2 separate regions of the Homo sapiens genome follow, and region 1 is linked to region 2. Evidence: chromatin contacts called from ENCODE Hi-C or POLR2A ChIA-PET data. All regions are on one chromosome and are shown on one strand. Each heading gives the region's core, a stretch centred on a gene start or an enhancer-like site at or near the end of the contact. The rest is flanking DNA. Distances are from core to core; before and after follow the strand shown. Region 1 overlaps CCDC9 (coiled-coil domain containing 9). Region 2 overlaps SAE1 (SUMO1 activating enzyme subunit 1).

The links. Hi-C counts contacts between places; a loop is a spot of excess contacts on that map. ChIA-PET counts read pairs that join two places held with the same protein, here RNA polymerase II (POLR2A). Pooled maps may share reads with other maps.
Region 1: POLR2A ChIA-PET joins it to region 2 with 20 read pairs in activated T-cell. The contact joins two enhancer-like sites. A Hi-C loop is called at or near these places in 3 of 168 maps with a recorded cell type or tissue (GM18951, PC-9 and psoas muscle), 1 of 37 single-sample maps with no recorded cell type and 7 of 50 pooled maps. POLR2A ChIA-PET finds 5 or more read pairs at or near these places in 29 of 52 experiments (A549, B cell, BJ and 22 more).

What each region holds. Positions count from the first base shown.
Region 1 is chr19:47,265,482-47,269,580 of GRCh38, forward strand. It overlaps CCDC9 (coiled-coil domain containing 9), which reads left to right. Exons shown (of 12, transcript NM_015603.3): 8 at 1,130-1,311. Among named protein-coding and RNA genes, the nearest start is that of INAFM1, 7.4 kb to the right of the region's middle. RefSeq lists an enhancer at 1,185-1,684. Within about 2 kb of position 2,115, at least 4 of the 41 ENCODE cell types and tissues checked have a DNase peak (open chromatin) inside an H3K27ac peak, as active enhancers do.
Region 2 is chr19:47,150,415-47,154,814 of GRCh38, forward strand. SAE1 (SUMO1 activating enzyme subunit 1) reads left to right here. Exons shown (of 9, transcript NM_005500.3): 4 at 2,484-2,626. Among named protein-coding and RNA genes, the nearest start is that of SAE1, 22 kb to the left of the region's middle. Within about 2 kb of position 2,002, at least 5 of the 41 ENCODE cell types and tissues checked have a DNase peak (open chromatin) inside an H3K27ac peak, as active enhancers do.

The DNA of each region.
Region 1 (4,099 bases), core at 865-3,364, 120 kb after region 2:
ACCTGGCCTAGAAGAGGAGGCAGGGGCAGTGTCCTTGCACTTGGTGGTCCACCCCTAAATTGTCCGTCTGTTGGTTCTTCTGTCAGTACCACGTGGCTCTAGTTGTTACAGCTTTGTGGTATGTTTGAGGGTTTTCTTGTTACTAACAGTATTGTTTACTGGGCACTTACTATGTGCCAGGTACTGTTTTAGGTGCTGAGGATAAGAGGTTTTTTTTTTTTTTTGAGATGGAGTCTTGCTCCATCGCCCAGGCTGGAGTGCAGTGGCGTGATCTTGGCTCACTGCAAGCTCCGACTCCCGGGTTCACACCATTCTCCTGCCTCAGCCTCCCCAGTAGCTGGGACTAAGGTGCCCACCACCATGCCCAGCTAATTTTTTGTACTTTTAGTAGAGATGGGGTTTCACCATGTTAGCCAGGATGGTCTCTATCTCCTGACCTCGTGATCTGCCCGCCTCAGCCTCCCAAAGTGCTGAGATTACAGGCGTGAGCCACCGCTCCTGGCTTTTTTTTTTTTTTTTTTTTTTTTTTTTTGAGACAGAGTCTTGCCCTGTTGCCTAGGCTGGAGTGCAGTGGCGCGATCTCGGCTCACTGCAAGCTCTGCCTCCTGGGTTCATGCCAGTCTCCTGCCTCAGCCTCCCGAAAAGCTGGGACTACAGGCACCCGCTACCACGCCCAGCTAATTTTTTGTATTTTTAGTAGAGACAGGGTTTCACCATATTAGCCAGGATGGTCTCCATCTCCTGACCTCATGATCCGCCTACCTTGGCCTCCCAAAGTGCTGGGATTACAGGCGTGAGCCACCGCGCCCGGCGGGAGAAGAGTTTGGAGGCAGAGCCCCTGCCTTGATGAGGTTTCTTCTGGTGGGAGCTGAGTAAATGAAAATATAGTGAGATGTGAGGTCCTACCAAGTGTTGTGGAGAAAAATCCAGCAGCTGAGGGGACAGAGGGATGCTACTTAGGAGATCTGAGAGGGCCTCTGTGAGGAGGTGCCACCTGAGCCTAGTTGATTGTGATCTCTGCCTTGTCATCGCTTCCCTGTGTGATCCTGAGCAAGTGGATGTGCCTCGGGGCTTAGGGGCGGGGTAGGGTGCGGGACATCACCCTGACTCCCTGTGGGCTGGGGGGCAGGGCCGCCGAGCTGGCCTGGGCAGTGCTGGAGACATGACGTTGTCCATGACGGGCCGGGAGCGGTCGGAGTACCTGCGCTGGAAGCAGGAGAGGGAGAAGATCGACCAGGAGCGGCTGCAGAGGCACCGCAAGCCCACTGGCCAGTGGAGGCGCGAGTGGGATGCCGAGAAGACCGATGGGATGTGAGTCTCCTCCCCGCTCCTCTCCCCATGTGGCACGTTGACCTTGGCCCTGACTTCTAAGTCCTATGCCTCTCTCTGGTTTTTCCTGCTGTGTATGAGTGAGTGACTGCCAAGTATCCTGAGATGCCATGGACCAGCTGCTGGAGCTCAGCGGCACGTGAGAGCATTTCTGGTTTTCTTTTTTTTTTTTGAGACGGAGTCTCGCTCTGTCGCCCAGGCTGGAGTGCAGTGGCGTGATCTCGGCTCACCGCAAGCTCCGCCTCCCAGGTTCACACCACTCTCCTGCCTCAGCCTCCCGAATAGCTGGGACTACAGGCGTCCGCCACCACGTCCAACTAATTTTTTGTATTTTTAGTAGAGACAGGGTTTCACCGTGTTAGCCAGGATGGTCTCAATCTCCTGTCCTTGTGATCTGCCTGCCTTGGCCTCCCAAAGTGCTGAGATTACAGGCGTGAGCCACCGCGCGCGGCCGAGCATTTCTGGTTTTCTTTTTGTTTTTGGAGACAGAGTCTAGCTCTGTCGCCCAGGCTGGATGGAGTGCAGTGGGAGGATCTCAGCTCACTGCAACCTCCGCCTCCCGTGTTCAAGCAATTCTCCTGCCTCCGCCTCCTGAGCAGCTGGGGTGAGAGGATTTCTTCTGTGTTCATGGGTATGCTGGGCTGAGCTGATCCAGGCTGGACGCTAAGCTGTGGGTCCCGCTGGGCTTGGCTTCTTGCAGCAGGGTGAATTCACTCTGCGCCAGGGTGTTCATTCTGCTGTCCAGGCTGAGGGCAGCAGCTGCCTGGGGAGCGCTTGCCCTGACATGGGCAGATGCACAAGCAGGCACACTTCCCAGTTGTGTTCGCCAGCACACCCCGCCTCACTGGGGCGGGGAAATAAGCTCTGCCCCCTCCAGTGGATAGGAACACCGGTGGCGGCAGGGACATCAGTTCCAACGCAGGGAGGGCATGAAGGCTGTTTAACAGCGATTAGACCTTTGCATCCTCCTGCCAGCCTCTGACCTGTCCCCAGCAACTCAGATCCCTGAATGTCTCCATGCCTCACCGTCACCTTTTTTTTTTTACTTTTTTTTTGAGACGGAGTCTCGCACTGTTGCCGGGGCTGGAGTGCAGTGATGTGATCTCGGCTCACTGCAACCTCCGCCTCCTGGGTTCAAGCGATTTTCCTGCCTCAGCCTCCTGAGTAGCTGGGATTACAGGCACGTGCCACCACATCCAGCTAATTTTTTGTAATTTTAGTAGAGGTGGGGTTTCACCATGTTGGCCTGGCTGGTCTTGAACTCCTGACCTCATGATTCACCCACCTCAGCCTCCCAAAGTGCTGAGATTACAGGTGTGAGCCACCGCGCCCGGCACCACCACCTTCTTAACCCAGTGGCATTGTTAACCTCAAGTTTGACTTTGTCCCCCGATTCAGTCAGACTTAAAGCAAAGCCCTCATTGCATCATCGTCATGGGGACCAACTTCCATAACCAAGAAGGAGAAGGTTCTGGAAGAGCCGATAAATAGCAGTATTTAAAGATCAGCAACTTTAGGTTTTACCTCATCCCCCATTCTTTCCTGTGTTGAAAGTTTTCATTCACCTATAACTTGTTTTTTGGCTTTGGCTAAGGAGGATTTTGTCTGTTTGCCCAGTGGTCGGGAAGCATTTTGTTGTGGATTGTGAACCAAGCCTGTGCGAGTGTGAGAAATAATTTGCACAGATACTATAGCTGATCTTCCTAAGGAGGAGGCAGCTGGGCTTTTGGGGAGATGTTCTCAGCATTCACAATGAGAAAGTATTTGTTTTTCTTATGTGTCCTAAAAGCAGTTTGCAACAAGTCTGATGAATAATGTTTGTGTGGGCCGGGTGCAGTGGCTCACGTCTGTAATCCCAGCACTTTGGGAGGCTGAGGCAGGTGGATCACGAGGTCAGGAGATCAAAACCATCCTGGCTAACACGGTGAAACCCCGTCTCTACTAAAAATACAAAAAATTAGCCGGGTGTGGTGGTGGGCGCCCTGTAGTCCCAGCTACTCGGGAGGCTGAGGCAGGAGAATGGTGTGAACCTGGGAGGTGGAGCTTGCAGTGAGCCGAGATCTCACCACTGCATTCCAGCCTGGGCGACAGAGAGAGACTCCGTTTCAAAAAATAATAATAATAATAATAATAATGTGTGTCTGGGCCAGGCGTGGTGGCTCATGCTTGTAATCCCCACAATCCCAGCACTTTAGGAGGCCAAGGCTGGAGGACTGCTTGAACCCAGGAGGTTTGCAGTGAGCTGTTATGATGCCACTGCACTCCAGCCTGGACCACAGAGCAAGACCCTATCTCTAAGAAAAAAAAATGCATGGTGTCTTGCTTTCATCAGCATATATTTGAGTCCTCCTCTATGTCATGGAAGGTTCTAGGTGATACAGCAGCAAACAAAACATTTCTGCCTTTTTGGAACTAAGAGTGTAGTGGGCAAGGTGGGTAATTAAGAGGTCTAATGTTAGGCCCAGAAGGATAATGATGCAGAGTAAGCAGCCAGGGTGGAGGTTAGAATTTTAGACTTAGATAATCTGTGTAATAATATTATCTTTTTTTTTTTGTTTTTTTGAGACTGAGTCTTGCTGTGTTGCCCAGGCTAGAGTGCAGTGGTGTGATTTCAGCTCACTGCAACATCGCCTCCTGGGTTCAAATAATTCTGATTCAGCCTCCCGAGTAGCTGAGATTACAGGTGCCAGCCACCAAGCCCGGCTAATTTTTGTATTTTTAGTAGAGATGGGGTTTCACCCTGGTCTCGAACTCCTGGCCTCAGGTGATC
Region 2 (4,400 bases), core at 752-3,251:
AAATTAAGGTGCTAGTTGTATATACTTTCAAATCCCAAAGCAATCTGAGAGCATTCAAATATCAAATTCTGAGCTTTTTCCCAAGAAAATGTATAAGCTGTTCTATTGTTTAGGCTTAGTATATTGTGTGAATGTGTTGCTAGAGAGGTCCAGTCTGTTGCATCTGCTGTAGTTGTTGGTGACTTGCTGTCTGCTGGCTTCTTCTCTGGGCATATGTTCCCTCAGCCAGGTTTCGTCTTTGGTGTTTTGTCTTCCTTCCAGAATCTTTGCACATAACTTTAATCCATGTTATTGCAAATGTTTTCTTCCGAAAACTTAACAAGTTGGTGATTAATTTCTGTGGCAGCGGCATTTTTTTGTTAGAAATATCAAACTACAGCTTGTGTTTTGTCTTAAGAAAAGCACACCTGATCTTGATCTATGTCTGTCTGTCTGTTTCTCACAGTCACATTGACCATGTTGCCATGGATAACTAGAGAAAAATCACTGTAGTCGTAAGTCAAATGAGGCATATCCAGCCTCATTTAGTTTCACTGCCAAATCTATGCGGAGGTGAAAGGATAAATTCTTTGTCAATATCTGCAACCTTTCAGACATAGTTCCCTGCATTCTGGAAAAGCTTAACAAATCTTGATAAATGTGAAATAGTCATAGATGAGCTACTAGTTTTTTAAATGAAAGGCCCCAGTATGTTACATGAGAGGTTAGAATTTGGGTTGGGTAGTTTTTTTTTTTTGCACCTTTTTTTATTTGAGATGGAGTTTTGCTCTTGTCGCCCAGGCTGGAGTGCAATTGTGCGATCTTGGCTCATGGCAACCTCTGCCTCCTGGGTTCAAGTGATTCTCCTGCCTCAGCCTCCCAAGTAGCTAGGATTACAGGCACTCACCACCATGCTGGGCTAATTTTTTGTATTTTTAGTAGAGATGGGGTTTCACCATGTTGGTCAGGCTGGTCTTGAACCCCTGACCTCAGGTAATCCACCTGCCTCGGCCTCCCAAAGTGGTGGGATTACAGGTGTGAGCCACTGCACCTGGCCTGTTTTTTACACTTTTCTTTCTTTCTTTCTTTCTTTTTTGAGATGGAGTCTCACTCTGTCGCCCAGGCTGGAGTGCAGTGGCATGATCTTGGCTCACTGCAACCTCCGCCTCCCTGGTTTAAGCAGTTTTCTGCCTCAGCCTCCCGTTTTTACACTTTTCTATTTCATATGTGCATCTGTTCAAATATGGGCTTGGAAGGATGGATCATCTGTGCATTTGTCCTGTTTTCTTTTTCCTAGTCCCTTCTATTTTTTAACTTGAGGTATTGGGACACTTTCCATTTGGACATAAGTCTTCATTTTCTTATCTGTAGTAACCACATTTATTTTATGCCAGGTGTCCCTTGAACTTGTAGAGTTAGAGGGTTTGTTAAAACTGAAGTGTGAGGCCAGTTGATTGTGTAATGCGTGTGCATGGGGCCATGTTGACCGCCTTGCAGGCCGTGTTTGGCTGGTCCTTGCAGGTTTTATAGTTACTTTAGACTCTGCAGGGTTCCATTTGATCAATTGGTTGCATGTTCACCTGTGGATTTCTTACTTTTTAGATGGGATTTTTCCTTGGGTGGCTGCATTCTTTGAAACACCAAAGGAACACATTTCTCTGTGAGTGTTATTTCGGTATTCAGGCTGCTAGACAACAGCAAAGAGGGTCTATCAAGTGAAAATGTCCTTTTGTTCAGGAGAAAGCATGTGCAATTTGGAAGTTGTCTTTTGACCATGATCACAAAGCTTCTCCCGAAAAGATGGTATTTTGTGCAGTAGAACTTAGCCATTTCCAATACCTCAACTTACTGGAATACAACCTGGAGGCCCCAGAGCAACACTGATAATTCCACTGAGTGGATCACCAGTTCATTGTCTAAGCCTGAATGGAAGGTCACTTGGTCTGTAACCTTTTCTTTTGTCCTTAAATTCAGATAAAGTTTCACACCGCAATCTGTGGAAAAATGATCTCAACAGGACTTGTTTATCTTCTTTATCTTAACATATCAATCAAAAGGAGGGGGGTAAAAAGCCCTTGTATTTAAACATGACCTTTGGGTCAATTTAAAAAACTGGTTTTGCTTGTCCCTGTAGCTTATTTGGATTTTAATAGATTTAGCAGTATAGAAACAACTTGCTAAGTTATTTTTTTTATGAGAACTATGAAATGTGTATATGTTCGTGGATTACAGAAAACATTTGTTGAATGGCTTTTACTTTTTAGCTAAACACATTTTATTTTGGCTGCAGAACGTGACGGTCTCATAACTTATATTTTCTACACATTGAAACCTGCAACTTTTCTTTTGTCTTCTAGCCATAGGGCCCAAAGAACCTGTTGTACCAGTTTGAAACATGCTTTGAGCATGCCCAGAGAGACTGTTCATTAAGATTTATTTAGACATCAGGGCAGTGATTCACAGTTTGCAAAACTCAAACCCAGCCAATTTCTTTCTTTCTGCAGGTGTGTCTGACTTGCTGCTCCAGGGATGTCATAGTTAAAGTTGACCAGATCTGTCACAAAAATAGCATCAAGTTCTTTACAGGAGATGTTTTTGGCTACCATGGATACACATTTGCCAATCTAGGAGAGCATGAGTTTGTAGAGTAAGTGTTGGGAGAGGAGGGGAGAACATAACATTTTCTCCTTTTTATACTTTTTTTTTTTAAATTATGTATTTATTTATGTGTAGAGACAGGATCTATGCTATGTTGTTCAAGCTGGTCTTGAACTCCTGGGCTCAAGTGATCCTCCCACCTTGGCCTCCCAAAGTGCTGGGATTATAGGCATGATCCACTGCGCCTGGTCTGCTGACATGTTTTCAAGTTGAGAGATAGTAAAATGATTACAAAATAGTTGGGCGATTCTGGAGGCATATTCAACCAAAGTCTACCTTGGAAAAGGTGTCCAATATCCAGAGAGACTCCTCTGGTAGAACAAACAGACCTCATCCTCTCATTTTGAACACTGAGGCTGCAGAACTTGGTAATTCTTACATGACAGGACTTGCCGTGTTTTGACTTTGTAGTCTCTAGGTGAAAGATGGCAGATGATACATTATTGTAAAACTATATGAGTTAGGTATTTTGGCTGCAGTTTCTGACCACCCCCTCCAAAACCCTCCAACTTGCTAATTGAGAGGGAAAGACAGGCTCTGTGAGATAGGAGCTTCCTACCAAGAGACTGAGAACTCTTCTCTTGTTCAGCCTCTCAGGCAAGTCACTGAAATTTCTCTGGTCTCCAAGTTTCTTGCCTGTAAAATCAAGATGGGGGAAGGACAGTCATGTTCCAGACATCTCCTAACTCTAGTGTTTTATGGCTTTAGGATAATCTAGTTCTTTGGGCATATTATTATTATTATTATTTTATTTTTTGAGACGGAGTTTTGCTGTTGTTGCCCAGGCTGGAGTGCAATGGCACCATCTCAGTTCAGAACAATCTCTGCCTCCTGGGTTCAAGCCATTCTCCTGCCTCAGCCTCCGGAGTAGCTGAGATTACAGGCATGCGTCACCATGCCTGGCTAATTTTGTATTTTTAGTAGAGACAGGGTTTTTCCATGTTGGTCAGGCTGGTCTTGAACTCCGGACCTCAGGTGATCCACCCACCTCGGCCTCCCAAAGTGCTGGGATTACACAGGCGTGAGCCACCGCACCCGGCTATTATTATTATTTTTGAGACGGAGTTTTGCTTTTGTCACCCAGGCTGGAGTGCCATGGCACGATCTTGGCTCACTGCAACCTCCACCTCCTGGATTCAAGTGGTTCTCCTGCTTCAGCTTCCTGAGTAGCTGGGACTGCAGGCACCCGCCACCATGCCCGGCAAATTTTTGTATTTTTAGCAGAGACGGGGTTTCACTATGTTGGCTATGCTGGTCTTGAACTCCTGACCTCAGGTGGTCCACCCACCTCAGCTTCACAAAGTACTAGGATTACAGCCACCATGCCTGGCTTCTTTGGGTATATTATAAAGAAGTTATAGTAGTGGGAAGCAATCCAGATTATTTTAACATAAGCTGCCCACAGCAGAGGGGCAGAATTAAGTTTGGCTTTTTTTTTTTTTTTTTTTTTTTTTTTTTTCTGAGACAGACTTTCACTCAGTTGCCCAGGCTGGAGTACAGTGGCGTGATCTCAGCTCATTGCAACCTCCTCCTCCTGGGGTCAACCAATTCTCCTGCCTCAGCCTCCCAAGTAGCTGGGATTACAGGCGCCCACCACCACGCCCGGCTAGTTTTTTGTATTTTTAGTAGAGACGGGGTTTTGCTATGTTGGCCAGGATGGTCTCAAACCCTTGACCTCAGGTGACACGCCCGCCTTGGCCTCCCACAGTGCTGGGATTACAGGCGTGAGCCACTGCACCCAGCCAAGTTTGGCTATTTATTTC